2 separate regions of the Homo sapiens genome follow, and region 2 is linked to region 1. Evidence: read pairs that join two places in POLR2A ChIA-PET (ENCODE). Cell type or tissue: PC-3. All regions are shown on one strand. Each heading gives the region's core, and the rest is flanking DNA. Links, peaks and the distances in the headings are about the cores only. Region 1 overlaps ACOT7 (acyl-CoA thioesterase 7). Region 2 overlaps ACOT7 (acyl-CoA thioesterase 7).

Region 1 (7,871 bases), core at 1,905-6,904:
ACCGCAGTGGGAAAGAGGTGAGGCAGGAACGGGCAGGTGTTGCCCATTGCTGGTGCTGGGAGACGAATACCCAGGGGCTTGGGATGCTCTACACTCTGCTTTTGTGTATATCTGAGCATTCCCAGAATAAAAAGCTAAAACAGAGACATGGGTGTTATTGATTAAAGCATTATGTTTTTATTACCATGACTTTTCCCACAGAAGCTATAAGAAGATGCTGCTAAATGAGGTAGGACAGGTGAGGGGAGGAGGGGCCAGGTTCACGCTCGCTGCACTTTCGCCTGTCCTTTCAAACACCTGGGGCATCTGTTCGGCTCAACCTGTGCTGGGGGCATCAGCATCCCCGTCTTTCTTTTTCTTTTTGAGAAAGAGTCTCTCTCTGTCACCCAGGCTGGAGTGCAGTGGTGCAACCTTGGCTCACTGCAACCTCTGCCTCCCGGGTTCAAGCGATTCTCCTGTGTCAGCCTCCTAAGTAGCTGGGATTACAGGAGCCCGTCACCATGCCCAGCTAATTTTTGTATTGTTAGTGGAGTCGGGGTTTCACCATGTTGACCAGGCTGGTCTCAAACTCCTGACTTCAAGTGATCCACCTGCCTTGGTCTCCCAAAGTGCTGGGATTACAGGTGTGAGCTACTGCGCCCAGGTGCATCTCCATTTTTCAATCAGCATCCCCATTTTCAAATGAACAACGGAGGCCCTAAGTCACATGGAGGTCCGATTCTGAAGAAAGAGTGCAGGTGAAATACCGGGAAAATAGCTGTTTGGCAAGGGAAAGAATCCTAGGCAGCGGATTTTCTCCCCCAGGCAAATAAGATGCCGCTCCGGGTGCCAGGCAGGGCAGGGCACCTCTGGGCTTCAGGTGGCTTGGCTCTCACAGTTCTGCAAGGTGGTTTTATGTTGTTATTGGAAATAGAAGGTGCAGGTTGGCTAAGCCACCACCAGGCTCTCCTGGTCTCTCTCCCATGGCAAGGGGCCTCCATAAAGGCCCAGCAAGCCCAGCCCTCACAGGGTAGAGGACGGTTGGGCCAGGTCCCTAGCCCAGGACGGCAAGGAAGTGAAAACACAAAACAGAATAGGATCATCCGTGTGTCAATATCGAGGGCTTCCTTGGAGGGGGCAGCCTCAGCTTCTGAATTAACCACACCCACCTGTGAGTGGGCCCCTACCACAGTGTGGTTCAGGAGCAGAGTCTGGAATGAGGCCTGGTGCGAATCCCCCTGCCCCATCGCCCATGCCTGGAGGGGCTTGAGTCCCTCTGTCCCCGTCTAGAGTGTGAGAGTCACTGCCATAGCCTGGCTGGGAGTGAGTCCCCATCACCTCCGCCACTGCCGGCTGGGTGACCTTGGGCAGGCAGGTTGCCCTCCCTGAGCCGTGGGCTCAGTGTCTGTCAGGCAGAGGAGGTGACGGCGCCCACAGGCAAGGTGACTGAGGAGCAAATGGGATGACCATGTGGCTGCCAGCAATGGCAGCTGCTATCATGGGATGTGGGGATTTGGTGGACATCTGTTGAGCTGAACACTAATTTAATTTAGGGCTTTGGGGACAGATCTGAGGTTTGGAGGCTGAACAGAAAAGGAAAGAAAAATGAAATAACTCAGAACACCAGGTAACATGCTGGCTGAGAACCCCACACACTTGGCTCAGGTGGGCAAAGGAGGGATCCAGAGGACAGTTGGCCTCCCCTTACCAGGCACCACACACAGAGGGCATAGAGGACAGTCGGCCTCCCCTTACCAGGCACCACACACAGAGGGCACAGAGGACAGTCGGCCTCCCCTTACCGGACGCCACACACAGAGGGCAGAGAGGCCCACCCGGCCACCTCCTGACTAGGTACTAGGTCATGGCTTCAGAGAGAGAGAGAGAGAGAGCGCAAGTGTGTGTGTGTGTGTGTGTGTGTGTAGGGCACGTGTGTGCGTGTGTTTAAGGGGCTTAGTAGCGGCAGAGCTGCAGCCCACAGACTGAGTTCTTCTAGGTTGATCTGCCTCATAAAGAAACTGACTTGTGACCACAACAGCTGGACTAGTGGTCCCACTCACACACACAGCCAGCACAGGTGTGCCACGGAATTCCACGGCATTTCCCACAGACCAACTCTAAATACTGCCCTGGGCAGCCAACAGAAGCTCTGTCAGCCTCCAATGGGGGCCAGGACCAGCTGCATTTGCCATGAAACGCTGACCATTTATATTCAGAAAATGGCAACCTGGTGATGAAGTGACAACAGCTGAGCACAGGAATGACGATGAGCCAGCAGGATTCCAGCAGGACCGTGTGTGCTGGGGAGACACATTGTTAACTGGAGTATGTGAGAAGTTTATCACCAAATGTGCACTATATGTGGCCTTCCTCAGGGGGAGATACGTCGCCATCCAGCAGCTAGTCAGGGTCCTCCTAGGAACAAATGAGCCAGGGACAAGCAGGAGTTTTAAGGAAGGGACACCAAAGCCTAGCATCAGGAGCCAGGACAGCACATGGACACAGGGTCCTGATGCTGCTGGGGGCCGTGAGCTGGATGCTGAGGGCAGCGGCTGGCATTGCCGGGGAAGCTGGTGCCAGGCATGGCCCAGCATGTCACATAGAGGAACTCGGCTGCAAAGTCAGTGCCATGAGCCGTGAACTTTGTCTGTTCACTGAGGCAGCCTGAGTCCATGACTCACAGCTGGCCCCTCCCCTCTCCACAAACACGGAATCTCACCGGACCCCACCCGATCCTGTGATGCACAAGGCCGGCCCTCTCCACAAACACAGAATCTCACCGGACCCCACCCGATCCTGATGCGCGGCCGGCCCTCTCCACAAACACGGAATCTCACCGGACCCCACCCGATCCTGACGCGTGGCCGGCCTCTCTCCACAAACACAGAATCTCACCGGACCCCACCCGATCCTGATGCGCAGCCAGCCCCTCCCCTCTCCACAAACACGGAATCTCACCAGACAGCACCCTATCCTGATGTGTGGCCGGCCCCTCCCCTCTCCACAAACACGGAATCTCACCGGACAGCACCCTATCCTGATGCGCGGCCGGTCCCTCTCCACAAACACAGAATGACCAACACCGGGTCTCACTGGACAACACCCGATGAGGCAGCAGCCTCCCTGTCTCCATTCTACAAGTCAGGAACCAGACACATGGAGAGTCACGCTTCCAAAGTCACACCACTAGGGGTAGGATGGGACCGGACCTGACCTTGGGCCACCAGAGGCAATGCCATGTTGCCTCCCCATCCTGTCCTGTGACATCGAGTCCAGAGTGGAATTCTTCCCAAGATGATTGCAGGAAGGAGCGTTCAAAGTCACAGACCCAGAGTGTCCAGTGCTGGCCACCAGCTGGTGTCATCAACTCAGGGTGGTTTAGCTGTGGGGGAAGGAGGAGGGAAAGGAAGGGTTCGTGTTGGATTTAATGTTCAGAACTTAGGAAGTGCCTACAATTAACCCCTTGTTCTTCCATCCTGAAAAGCAGAATGAGAGAATAAATGGAAGGAGTTGTAATCAGCTCCTTCAAACCGGGGTTTGCCCCATTTATCCAAAAGGCTACCTTGTTGGTATGAGACTCCACAAGGGACCTCATGTTACTGAAAACCGCTCAGGATCCAAAGCACGTGACAGTCAACCCCGAGGGGAAGATGTGAGCGGCTATTGAGTGCCTGGTGTGCGAATACCCTCTTCACCACCCCCATGCTCCTGCAGGCTCCACACGGCACCCCCAGACCACACTGCATGATGTGACATGGACGCCTGCACTGGGTGAGGACCTGCCTCGTTGTCCCTGTGTCCCTGACCCAACACAGAGCTGGCATCTGGTGCTCAGGAAATGGTTGCTGAATGAATGAATTAATCAATGAATGAATGCAGGTTGACTAACAGGTCACAACCAGCCCAAGCAAGCTGCCCCAGCCACAAAGTATGTGGCTCCTTCAGGCAACAATTTGCGTCAAGAATTAGTCACAGATGAGGGCAGGAAAAGCTCATCCGGTCCCAGAAACCCCAAAGCCAGGTGAGCTTGATGACCGGCCAAAAAACCAAGCCCACACTCAAAATGATCTTGCTGTGTGAGCTGGACGGTGACATTTACAGGGACAGCCTCCTCCAGCCCCAGCAGCCAGCACACACGCACCGGCCTGGGAAACCACGCAGAGTTTAGATCAGCGGCAGACCTGCTATGAAACAACAACTTTATACTAACGATGGAAAAGGCCAAGACTGGTGGATGGAGTCAGTGCTATTCTGGGGCCCAGGCCAGGGGGGCTGTCGTAATCCCACCATGTGTGTCTATTATCAGATTATACCCCACACCTGGAGTTTTATTCTAAGGACCCGGAACAGTGACTCACGAGCGGTGGGAAATCAGGACGGTGTAGCATCCTGACTCTGGCAGACAAGGAGGTCTTTCAAGACCTGGGCTGGCCTCATGGACACTGGCCAGGGCAGCAGGCAGGAGGGCTCTGAGCTCCCAAAGGATCTCATCTGGAAGGATCTTTGTCCACTTCAGGTCATCTGCACCTCCCAGAGAAGTCATAGTAGGATCCTGGGCCAACTCAAGGCCAACTTTACGACTCAGGAGATAACCTTTCTCGGGGAAACACTTAGAACGGTCCAAAAACCAAGCGTTTGGCCTTGCGACAGCGAAGGCTCCCAGTCCCTGCAGGTGTTGAGGCAGCAGGATCAGAGGCGGGAGCAGAAACCCACCCGAGAAGACGGACCTGGCGAAAAACCAGTGCCTCAGCCTCCACCCACCCCAGTCTGTGTTTTCACAAATGCACTTTTTAGTGTCGATCCAGTGGGCTTGAGAAAAACATAGAAAAACCATGGTCTGTGTGTCAGCTGAACTCTGCTGGCTACTTAGAGGGAAGGAAAGTGATCTCATAAAAACTGAGATTTTAATCAACCACTGTTGATCACAAGCCCTCTCCTACCGGCGAGACACAACCCTGGGCATCCTGTTGTAGGGCCTCGTGCCAAGCCTGCTGGTTACCTGCCACCGAGAGAGAGCAATGAGGTCAGATGGTCCCTGCAGAAGTGAGATCATTAGAAAGCCACGTGCCCATCGTGTCCTGCGTGTAAAGACTGCTACCACACAATGCCTGTGTCTATGACAGCACACACAAGACACTACAATCAATGTGTTAACTGAGAAAACTAAATTTTAAGAAAACAACCCAGAAAAACATAGTGCCTTCCTCACAACTGCCTTTCTTGCCACCACTGTCCACCTGGGCCCCTGCCTTGCCAGAGGGAGCCACCCCGCTTCTGACGCTGGAAGCCACTGTCTCCCTTTCACTTTCTTCCGCTGTATTTAAAATATCGAGTGCCTAAGTTTTTTCCAAGATGCTTCTTTCCAGGTTCCTACTGAAAAGCCTCATCAATTTCCCCCACCGCAGGCACAACGGGTGCTGCCAACGTTGGAAAATAACTTTGGCACATTACAGTCCACCGCAGGCAGTCCTCATCTCCCAAGATCTGTAATTTAAAAGATGACAACAAAATTGTAGGACCCGCCGTCCTTGGAGCTGCATTTATTTCAAGAATTACGGGGAAAAAAAAAAGACTTTCTTGGCCACTAATGTATACACGTTAGGTACCAAAGGTATTTTTAATTGTAACATTTAACTGCTTATAGGTTTTTGTTTTGTGTTTTTTTGTTTTTAAGTATTGATCTGTCAACTGGCTTAAAAATAAGGCTTCATTTTCTTCTCCCAAGGCCTTGCTCGTGACTGGGTCAGGCTTGCCTGCAAACCCAAGGCGGCAGTTCACAGCTCGGAGCCCGTGTGCCGCTGTCTGTTCTGTGGGCGGCAATCTGAGATGCCCCCATTTCTATATTTAATCCCAACTGACGGAGCGTGGGCGCCGGCCTCCTATATTAAGAAAATGATAGTAACTTCATCTTGTTTTAAATACCCCACCCGTTAGTAATTACAAGAGTTCTGAAAAGATCCAGTTGAGTGAGAACCTGCGAGACAGCCCTGGCCTCTCCCTCCCAGGTTCTGTGGCTGGGACCATGGACAGAGGAATATTCACTAAGTGGTTCCCGGACGTCTGGGAGCATCATAGACCCAGGGAGAAGGGCCAAGAGCTGCCCACGCCCATTGATTCCTTACATTCTATAGAGTCTGAAGCAGGGAAGGGGGGAGGTCTTGACTGCTTCCTGATGTTTGAGTATCCATGCTTCACTTTCAAAATAAGGAAGCAGAGAAAGGGTAGATGGATTTTGCATCCCAACTGCCATGGAGGCCCCAGCAAGAGGAGGCTGCAGCTACACACGAGCCCCCAGGCCCACCCCTAAGAAGGACAGGCCAGTGAGAGGCTGCGGCCTCAGCCTGGAGGCTACCAAAGCAAGGTCGCTTCCTGGAAGGCCCAGAAATTTTGGTGGGGTGTCAGTTTCCTTCCAAGAGTCCAGGGGACGCTCCTTTTGAAGGGTTTGTGTTCATCACTTGGAACAGGGAAATGTTGTCAGTGGGTATCTGCCACGCATGCCCCTGGCGACCACAGCTAAAGAGAGAAGCACAGGCTGGACAATGTGGCACCAAAAAAAAAAAAAAAAGAAAGAAAAGAAAAGAAAAACACCCCCATCCGACCCGTACACAGGTAGAAAAGTACGTTCTTTTTTTTTTTTTTTTTTTAATTGATAATTCTTGGGTGTTTCTCGCAGAGGGGGATTTGGCAGGGTCACAGGACAATAGTGGAGGGAAGGTCAGCAGATAAACAAGTGAACAAAGGTCTCTGGTTTTCCTAGGCAGAGGACCCTGCGGCCTTCCGCAGTGTTTGTGTCCCTGGGTACTTGAGATTAGGGAGTGGTGATGACTCTTAACGAGCATGCTGCCTTCAAGCATCTGTTTAACAAAGCACATCTTGCACCGCCCTTAATCCATTTAACCCTGAGTGGACACAGCACATGTTTCAGAGAGCACAGGGTTGGGGGTAAGGTCACAGATCAACAGGATCCCAAGGCAGAAGAATTTTTCTTAGTACAGAACAAAATGAAAAGTCTCCCATGTCTACCTCTTTCTACACAGACACGGCAACCATCCGATTTCTCAATCTTTTCCCCACCTTTCCCCCCTTTCTATTCCACAAAACTGCCATTGTCATCATGGCCCGTTCTCAATGAGCTGTTGGGTACACCTCCCAGACAGGGTGGTGGCCGGGCAGAGGGGCTCCTCACTTCCCAGTAGGGGCGGCCGGGCAGAGGCGCCCCTCACCTCCCGGACGGGGCGGCTGGCCGGGCGGGGCGCTGACCCCCCCGCCTCCCTCCCAGATGGGGCGGCTGGCCGGGCGGGGGGCTGACCCCCCCACATCCCTCCCGGATGGGGCGGCTGGCCGGGCAGAGGGGCTCCTCTCTTCCCAGTAGGGGCGGCCGGGCAGAGGCGCCCCTCACCTCCCGGATGAGGCGGCTGGCCGGGCGGGGGGCTGTCCCCCCCACATCCTTCCCGGACGGGGCGGCGGGCCGGGCGGGGGGCTGACCCCCCCACCTCCCTCCCGGACGGGGCGGCTGTCCGGGCAGAGGGGCTCCTCACTTCCCAGTAGGGGCGGCCGGGCAGAGGCGCCCCTCACCTCCCGGAAGGGGCGGCTGGCCGGGCGGGGGGCTGACCCCCCCACCTCCCTCCCAGACGGGGCGGCTGACCCCCACCTCCCTCCCGGACGGGGTGGCTGCCGGGTGGAGACGCTCCTCACTTCCCAGACGGGGTGGCTGCCGGGCGGAGGGGCTTCTCACTTCTCAGACGGGGCGGTTGCCAGGCAGAGGGTCTCCTCACTTCTCAGACGGGGCGGCCGGGCAGAGACGCTCCTCACATCCCAGACGGGGCGGCAGGGCAGAGGCGCTCCCCACATCTCAGATGATGGGCGGCCGGGCAGAGACGCTCCTCACTTCC
Region 2 (7,871 bases), core at 825-5,824, 74 kb after region 1:
CTGCCTCAGCTTCCCATGTAGCTGTGACTACGGCACATGCCACCACACCCAGCTAATTTTTTATATTTTTAGTAGAGATGGGGTTTCGCCATGTTGGCCAGGCTGGTCTCGAACTCCTGACCTCAGGTGATCCGCCTGCCTCGGCCTCCCAAAGTGCTGAGATTACAGGCCTGAGCCACCACGCCTGCCCCAAACTTTCAATTTGTAAAGAAGGCAGGACCTGGCTGGGAGCAGTGGCTCACGCCTATAATCCCAGCACTTTGAGAGGCCAAGGTGGGTGGATCACCTGAGGCCAGGAGTTTGAGACCAGCCTGACCAACATGGTGAAACCCCGTCTCTACTAAAAATACAAAAATTAGCTGGGCACAGTGGCAGGCGCCTGTAATCCCAGCCCTTCAGGAGGCTGAGGCAGGAGAATCGCTTGAATCCAGGAGGGAGAGGTTGCAGTGAGCCGAGATCGTGCCATTGCACTCCAGCCTGGGCAACAAAAGCTAAACTCCATCTTAAAAAAAAAAAAAAAAATGCAGGACCTGCAAAGTGCAATGAAAGGAAGTCTGTCTGTACCTAGGTCAAAACTGATCAAACTGAATACTTTCCATATGTGCAGTTATAGAAATTATTCCTGTATAACTCTGTTTAAATAAGTATCTCTTTCACCTCCCACCTCTGCCTTTTAGAGAATTAAATATCCATGGCAAATGCATTGGGCTTGTTTCTACTTGAGGCACTTACTCTGGGCAAGTTTCCTGGAATTCTGCCAATTTCTGCAAGGGAAGGTGGCAGCAGGTGCGATGAAGTCACCTGAGGACAGAGGCCTGGTCCCCATGCTGGCAGCTGCGCCCACGTCCCTCAGCCCAAACAGAGGCGGGAGGGAGGTGGCCAAATGGCCCTGGGAGCTCCAGTTAGGGAGTCACTAAGACTAAGAGCCCTGCCCAGCCAGGCACTGGTTAAAGCCCTCCCACAGGCCCATGGGGACTGAAGGCATGTCCCTCAGTGGGCAGACCAGCAGGCCCTAAGTACTTCCAGAGTATGGGGCCAGTGGGTCAGTACGGCCACCCTGAGTCTCACTCTCCAAATGTCAAGGAGGATGCCCTGAACACACAGGCTTGGGGCCTGTGGGGAGAAGCTGAGCTCCACAGCGTGGGGGCCAAGGACTCTGCCTTGCCCAACATCCTGGAGATCAAGCACCACAACCTGCCACGCACCACCTGCAGGCCACATGGTGGATGAGGGGCAGGTGGAAATGGCCAAGGAGGTGAGGTCTGCACTCTACTGGGGTCCCTGCCCCACCTGCCACACACCCCTAGGTCACTGCGCCTGGAGGGCCTCAGTGTCTTCACCTGTAAATGGAGGGTAAACTGCCAAGCTGAGAGTTCTCCGTGGCTGGGACACCCTACACTATTCCACAGACTCCCCGTCTAACCTAGGACAAACCCCGGCATCAGTGAGCCCCTAGGTCTCGGCCAGTTGAAGGGAACAACCACGTCAAGAGTCAGAGGAGAAAAACCAAGTTTGGCATCTGCTGAAAACGATGGCTTCCCCTGTTCATCCTGATCAGTTACATGGCTGAAGTTCCCACTTTATTGATTTAAAGATTTCAGCTCTGAGAAAGACACTGTTAAGATAATGGAGACAGGCCGGGCGCGGTGGCTCACACCTGTAATCCCAGCACTTTGGGAGGCCGAGGCGGGCGGATCACAAGATCAGGAGATAGAGACCATCCTGGCTAACACTGTGAAGCCCCGTCTCTACTAAAAATACAAAAAATTAGCCGGGCGTGGTGGCGGGCGCCTGTAGGAGGCTGAGGCAGGAGAATGGCGGGAACCCAGGAGGCGGAGCTTGCAGTGAGCCAAGATCGCGCCACTGCACTCCAGCCTGGGCGACAGAGCGAGACTCCTCTCAAAAAAAAAAAAAAAAAGATAATGGAGACAAGCCACAGACTGAGGAAAATGTTTACAAAACATATATCCGATAAACAACTTGTATCTAAAATATACAAAGAAATCTTAAAACTCAACAATAAGAGGCCAGGCGCGGTGACTCATGCCTATAATCCCAGCACTTTGGGAGGTAGACGCGGGCGGATCACTTGAGGCCAGGAGTTAGAGACCAGTCTGGCCAACGTAGAGAAACCCCAAAAATTAGCTGGGTGTGGTGGCACATGCCTGCAATCCCTGCTTGGAGATTAATTCCAGCCCTTTGGGAGGCTAAGCCAGAAGGATCGCTTGAACCCAGGAGTTCAAGATCAGCTTGGGCAACATAGGGAGACCCTGTCTCTACAAAAAAACTTTTTAGGCCGGGCGCAGTGGCTCACGCCTGTAATCCCAGCACTTTGGGAGGCCAAGGCGGGTGGATCACGAGGTCAGGAGATCAAGACCATCCTGGTTAACACGGTGAAACCCCGTCTCTACTAAAAATACAAAAAAAATTAGCCGGGCGTGGTGGCGGGCACCTGTAGTCCCAGCTGCTCGGGAGGCCGAGACAGAAGAATGGCATGAACCCGGGAGGTGGAGCTTGCAGTGAGCCGAGATTGTGCCACTGCACTCCAGCATGGGCAACAGAGCGAGACTCCACCTCAAAAAAAAAAAAAAAATTTTTTTAAATTAGCCAGGTGCTGGGCGCAGTGGCTCACGCCTGTAATCCCAGCATTTTGGGAGGCCAAGGCAGGCGGATCACTTGAGTTCAGAAGTTCGAGACCAGCCTGGCCAACATGGTGAAACCCTGTCTCTATTAAAAGTACAAAAATTAGCCATGCGTGGTGGCAGGCGCCTTTAATCCCAGGTACTCAGGAGGCTGAGGCAGGAGAATCACTTGAACCTGGGAGTCAGGAGGTTGCAGTGAGCTGAGATGGCGCCAGTGCACTCCAGCCTGAGGAAAAACAGCAAGAAACTTGGTCTAAAACAAAAACAAACCAACAAAAAAATTAGCCAGGCACAGTAGGGTGCACCTGTAGTCAAGGCTACTAGGGAGGCTGAGGTAGGAAGATCACCTGAGCCCAGGAGGTTGAAGCTACAGTGAGCCGTGATTGTACCACCGCTTTCCAGCCTCGGTGACAGAGCAAGACTCTTTAAAAATAAGGTGGGAGGGGCCAGGCGCGGTGGCTCATGCATGTAATCCCAGCACTTTGGGAGGCTGAGGCGGGTGGATCACGAGGTCAGGAGATCGAGACCAGCCTAGCCAACATGGCAAAATCCCATCTCTACAAAAAATACAAAAATTAGCATGGCGTGGTGCCATGTGCCTATAATCCCAGCTACTTGGGAGGCTGAGGCAGGAGAATAGCTTGAACCTGGGAGGCGGAGGTTGCAGTGAGCCGAGATGGCACTATTGCACTCCAGCCTGGGCAACAAGAGTAAAACTCCATCCCAAAAAAAAAAAAAAAAAAATTAGCTGGGCGTGGTGGTGGGCACCTGTAGTCCCAGCTACTCGGGAGGCTGAGGCAGGAGAATGGCGTGAACCTGGGAGGCAGAGCGAACATGGCGACAGAGTGAGACTCTGTCTAAAAAATAAAAAATAAAAATAAATAATAATAAGGTGGGAGGGTGGCGGCAGAGGGCCAAAGACCCGAACAGATGCCTGATATAAGAGGATATACAGACAGCAAATACGCACATGAAAAGATGCTCAACACCTTATGTCATTTGGAAACTGCAAATTAAAACAACACTGAGACACCACTACATGCCTGTCAGAATGGCCTAAACCCAAAGTACTGACAACATCAAATGCTGGTGAGGATGTGGAGCACAGGAGCCCTCATTCACTGTTGGTGAGAATGCAAAATGGCACAGCCACTTTGGAAGACAGTTTGGCAGTTTTGTACAAAGCTAAATGTACTCTTCAATTAAATCAATCCTATATTCCATTAAAGACATTAAAAAAATACATGTAAAGGCCAAGTGTGGTAGCTCACGCTTATAATCCTAGCACTTTGGGAGGCTGAGGCGGGAAGATCACTTGAGCCCAAGAGTTCGAGACCAGCCTGGACAACATAGCGAGACTCCATCTCTATTTAAATAATAAAAAAATACATTATGTAAAAACTTAGTAGGTACATGGAAGCAATTAAATGCAAAATCAAGTAAAAATTCAAGCTGGATATGGGTGAATTAAGAATCTTAGTAGAATCTTAATAGGTGTCAGATAACATGGGTCAATTCAGCAACTTCAGGCTGGTTTATGAGTGTCACCACTTCTAAGAGCCTGGCTTTTATAAGGTACAAGACAAGGTGAGATTTGCCTGTCATTAAAGGAAGCACAGAGTATCAATCATGCAGGATGTAGTTTCCTGAGACACCAAAGTGTAGTATCAAAAGCAATTCCATTGTAAAAGCTGAGTTCTAAATACAAGCGACACCTGAGTGAACACAGCAACAAAACAGCAAAGAAACACACAAACATCAAAGTTTGGCACTTACTGTAAACAATGGCCAGGTGCGGTGGCTCACGCCTGTAATCCCAGCACTTTGGTAAGCCTAGGCGGACGGATCACAAGGTCAGGAGATCAAGACAATCCTGGCTAAAATGGTGAAACCCCGTCTCTACTAAAAATACAAAAAATTAGCCAGGTGTGGTGGCAGGCGCCTGTAGTCCCAGCTACTCGGGAGGCTGAGGCAGGTGAATGGCGTGAACCTGGGAGGTGGAGCTTGCAGTGAGCCCAGATCGCACCACTGCACTCCAGCCTGGGCGACAGAGCAAGACTCGTCAAAACAAACAAACAAACAAACAAACAAACAACGGCACCAGTTACAAGGCCAAAGCATCCACTCGCTACAATGCCACCACTGTTCAAATTAATTCCACCAGAGCAGCCCTGGGTGCCCGAGAGGTAGTGGCTCAAGGTAAGACTGGAACTGGTGGCCTGGAGATTGTCGGGAGGGGAGGGAGGGAGGGGCAGTGTCTATGATCAGCATGCCCTCTGCTGGTGGCCGGGGTGCTCCTCGATAGCGCCAGACTGCGGCAGATGGTCCAGTCCCCCAGTGATACATTTTACAGCAAAGCACACAGACCACGGGCCTTCCCAGGTCCCAGCCAACAAGTCCCATGGGGGCAGGTACCGTTGGGCCTTCTCCCAGTCCCGGGCTCATGGGCACACAGCCAGCAAGAGGAATGCTCTGGCCCTCCTGAATCAGGGACTTGGTTTCCTTTACTCTCCCAAGGCTCAGAGAAGCTCCCAGCCTCACACAGCTCAGCTGCCAGCCCCTGACCTGCCATAGCTGAACCTCCAGCCCTGAGGCCAAAGGATTCAAGGCAGGGCACAGAGACATCTGAGCTGTCTGGCATGGCCCTGGTAAGGTCTCCTGTGGGGACCTACCCCCAGGGAGGCCCAGACAGCGAGAGCCTATCATGTGCCATGGGACAGGCAAAAGCCACAGATGAACATTTAGGGGGAGGAGGAGGGAAGGAGGACAGAAAGGCTGGCGAGGGCAGGGGCTGGTGTTCAGCAAGGGGAGGGAAACAGATGTGGACAGGTGCACGGCGTGGCCTGCCCCTGAGAAGTAATGTCCCTAGAGTCCTAGTTTTATTATTGCTCAAGGACTTTTTTTTTTCTTTGAGACGGAGTCTTGCTCTGTTGCCCAGGCTGGAGTGCAGTGGCGCAATCTCGGCTCACTGCAAGCTCCGCCTCCCGGGTTCACACCATTCTCCTGCCTCAGCCTCCCAAGTAGCTGGGACTACAGGCGCCCGCCATCACGCCTGGCTAATATTTTGTATTTTTAGTAGAGAGGGGTTTCACCGTGTTAGCCAGGATGGTCCCGATCTCCTGACTTCATGATCCGCCCACCTCGGTCTCCCAAAGAGCTGGGATTACAGGCGTGAGCCACTGCGCTCAGCCTGCTCAAGGGCTTTCTGTTTCTGTCCTCCAGGTCAGAGATAAATGACCCTCAGGTATAAGAGTTCAAAGAAAGGATGCAGCGGCTGTCTTTGGCCTCCACTTGCCAGCTGTGACGGCAAGCAAGTAGCTCCACCTCTAATGCCTGCTCCCCAGCCTATAAAGAGGTGTGTCCACACGTGCAAATGGAGCTGGACCCCTACCGCACATCACACATAACAATTAACTCAAGATAGGTCAAACACCTAAATGGTAAGAGCTAAAGCTATGTAACTTTTTTTTTTTGAGACAGGGTCTCACTCCGTCACCCAGGCCCCAGTGCAGTGCTGTGGTCTCTAACTCACTTCACTGCAGCCTTGACTTCCCAGGCTCAAGCAATCCTCTCACCTCAGCCTCCCAAGTAGCTGGTACTACAGGCATGCACCACCACACCTGGCTAACTTTTTTAATTTGTAGAGATGGGGTCTTCCTATGTTGCTCAGGCTGGTCTTGAACTCCTGAGCTCAAGCAGTCTTCCCACTTCGACCTCCCAAAGTGCTGGGATTACAGATGTGAGCCACAGCATCTATCCTATAAAACTCTTTAAAGAAAATAGGCCAGGTGTGGTGGCCTATAATCCCAGCAATTTGAGAGACTGAGGTGGGCATATCACTTGAGGTCAGGAGTTCAAGACTAGCCTGGCCAACGTGTTGAAACTCTGTCTCTGCTGGAAAAAAAATACAAAAATTAGCCAGGTGTGGTGGTGCACACCTGTAGTCCTAGCTCCTTGGGAAGTTGAGGCAGGGGAATCACTTGAACCCAGGAGGCGGAGGTTGCAGTGAACTGAGATCATGCCACTGCACTCTAGCCTGGGCATCACAGCAAAGAAAAAGTAAAAAGACAACCCAGTGAGTGGAAAAAAATATTTGCAAATCACATCGGAAATAGCCAAACAATCATGAAAAAGAACAAAGCTGGAAGATTCACACTTTCTGATTTCAAAACTTACCACAAAGCTACAATAATCAAAACAGTATGGCATTAGCATAAAGACAGATATAAGAATCAATAGAACAGAGAGCCCAGAAATAAACTCAAATGATATATATGGTCAAATGATCTATGTGACAAGGGTATAAACACCTTTCGGCCGGGTGTGGTGGCTCGCCCCTGTAATCCCAGCATGTTGGGAGGCTGAGGTGGGAGGATCACGAGGTCAGGAGTTCAAGACCAGCCTGACCGACATGGTGAAACCCCCCGTCTCTACTAAAAATACAAAAATTAGCCAGGCATGGTGGCATGTGCCTGTAATCCCAGCTACTCAGGAGGCTGAGGCTTGAACCCAGGAGGCGAAGGTTGTAATGAGCTGAGATCACGCCACTGCACTCCAGCCTGGGCAACAGAGCAAGACCGTCTCAAAAAAAAAAAAAAAACAAGAAGACGACCTCTCAATGGGGAAAGACAATCTTTTCAACAAATGGTGCTAAGGAACTGGATATTTACACACAAAAGAATGAGTTGCACCTTTACCTAATAGCATATACAAAAAAAAAAAAAAACTCAAAATGGATCATAAGCCGAAAAGTAAAACCTAAAACTATAAAACTCTTAGAAGAAAACATAAGGCTAAAGCTTTACAACATTGGATTTGGTGATGATTTCTTGGCTATGACATCAAAGGCACAAGGAACAAAAGAAAACAGACAAATTGTATGTCATAAGAACTTTAAAATGTGTGCATCAACAGACAATATCAACAGAGTATAAACACATCCCACAGAATGGGAGAAATTATTTGCAAATCATATATCTGATGAGGGATTAGTGTCCAGAATATATAGAGAACTCCTAAAACGCAACAATAAAAAAACCAACCATACACATTGCATTCATGTATCAAAATACCACACTATACCCATAAATATGTACAATTATTATGTGTCAAAAACAATAGAAGCAAAAATGGACACGGACTTTCTCAAACACCAAAAGCTATAGTCTTCAGTTTCAGAATACTGATGAAAATTTGAAAAATATATACATGGATACTTATATAGATACA

The links. Peaks named below come from ENCODE experiments on the same cell type or tissue, not always from the same donor. Only the 100,000 strongest peaks of a DNase experiment are listed, where the experiment ranks them.
Region 2: POLR2A ChIA-PET joins it to region 1 with 9 read pairs; 4 of 35 experiments call an interaction of 5 or more read pairs at or near these places.

The regions. Positions count from the first base shown.
Region 1 is chr1:6,297,790-6,305,660 of GRCh38, forward strand. All of the region lies in intron 6 of ACOT7 (acyl-CoA thioesterase 7), which reads right to left. Among named protein-coding and RNA genes, the nearest start is that of GPR153, 41 kb to the left of the region's middle. RefSeq lists an enhancer at 3,423-4,622. In PC-3, for the core only: a CTCF peak has its summit at 3,186; DNase peaks (open chromatin) are centred at 2,712, 3,022, 3,962 and 4,962; H3K4me3 peaks cover 1,995 bases; H3K27ac peaks cover 4,796 bases.
Region 2 is chr1:6,373,361-6,381,231 of GRCh38, forward strand. All of the region lies in intron 1 of ACOT7 (acyl-CoA thioesterase 7), which reads right to left. Among named protein-coding and RNA genes, the nearest start is that of ACOT7, 16 kb to the right of the region's middle. RefSeq lists an enhancer at 1,059-1,558. In PC-3, for the core only: a CTCF peak has its summit at 4,964 (motif pointing left); no DNase peak of the experiment used is centred there.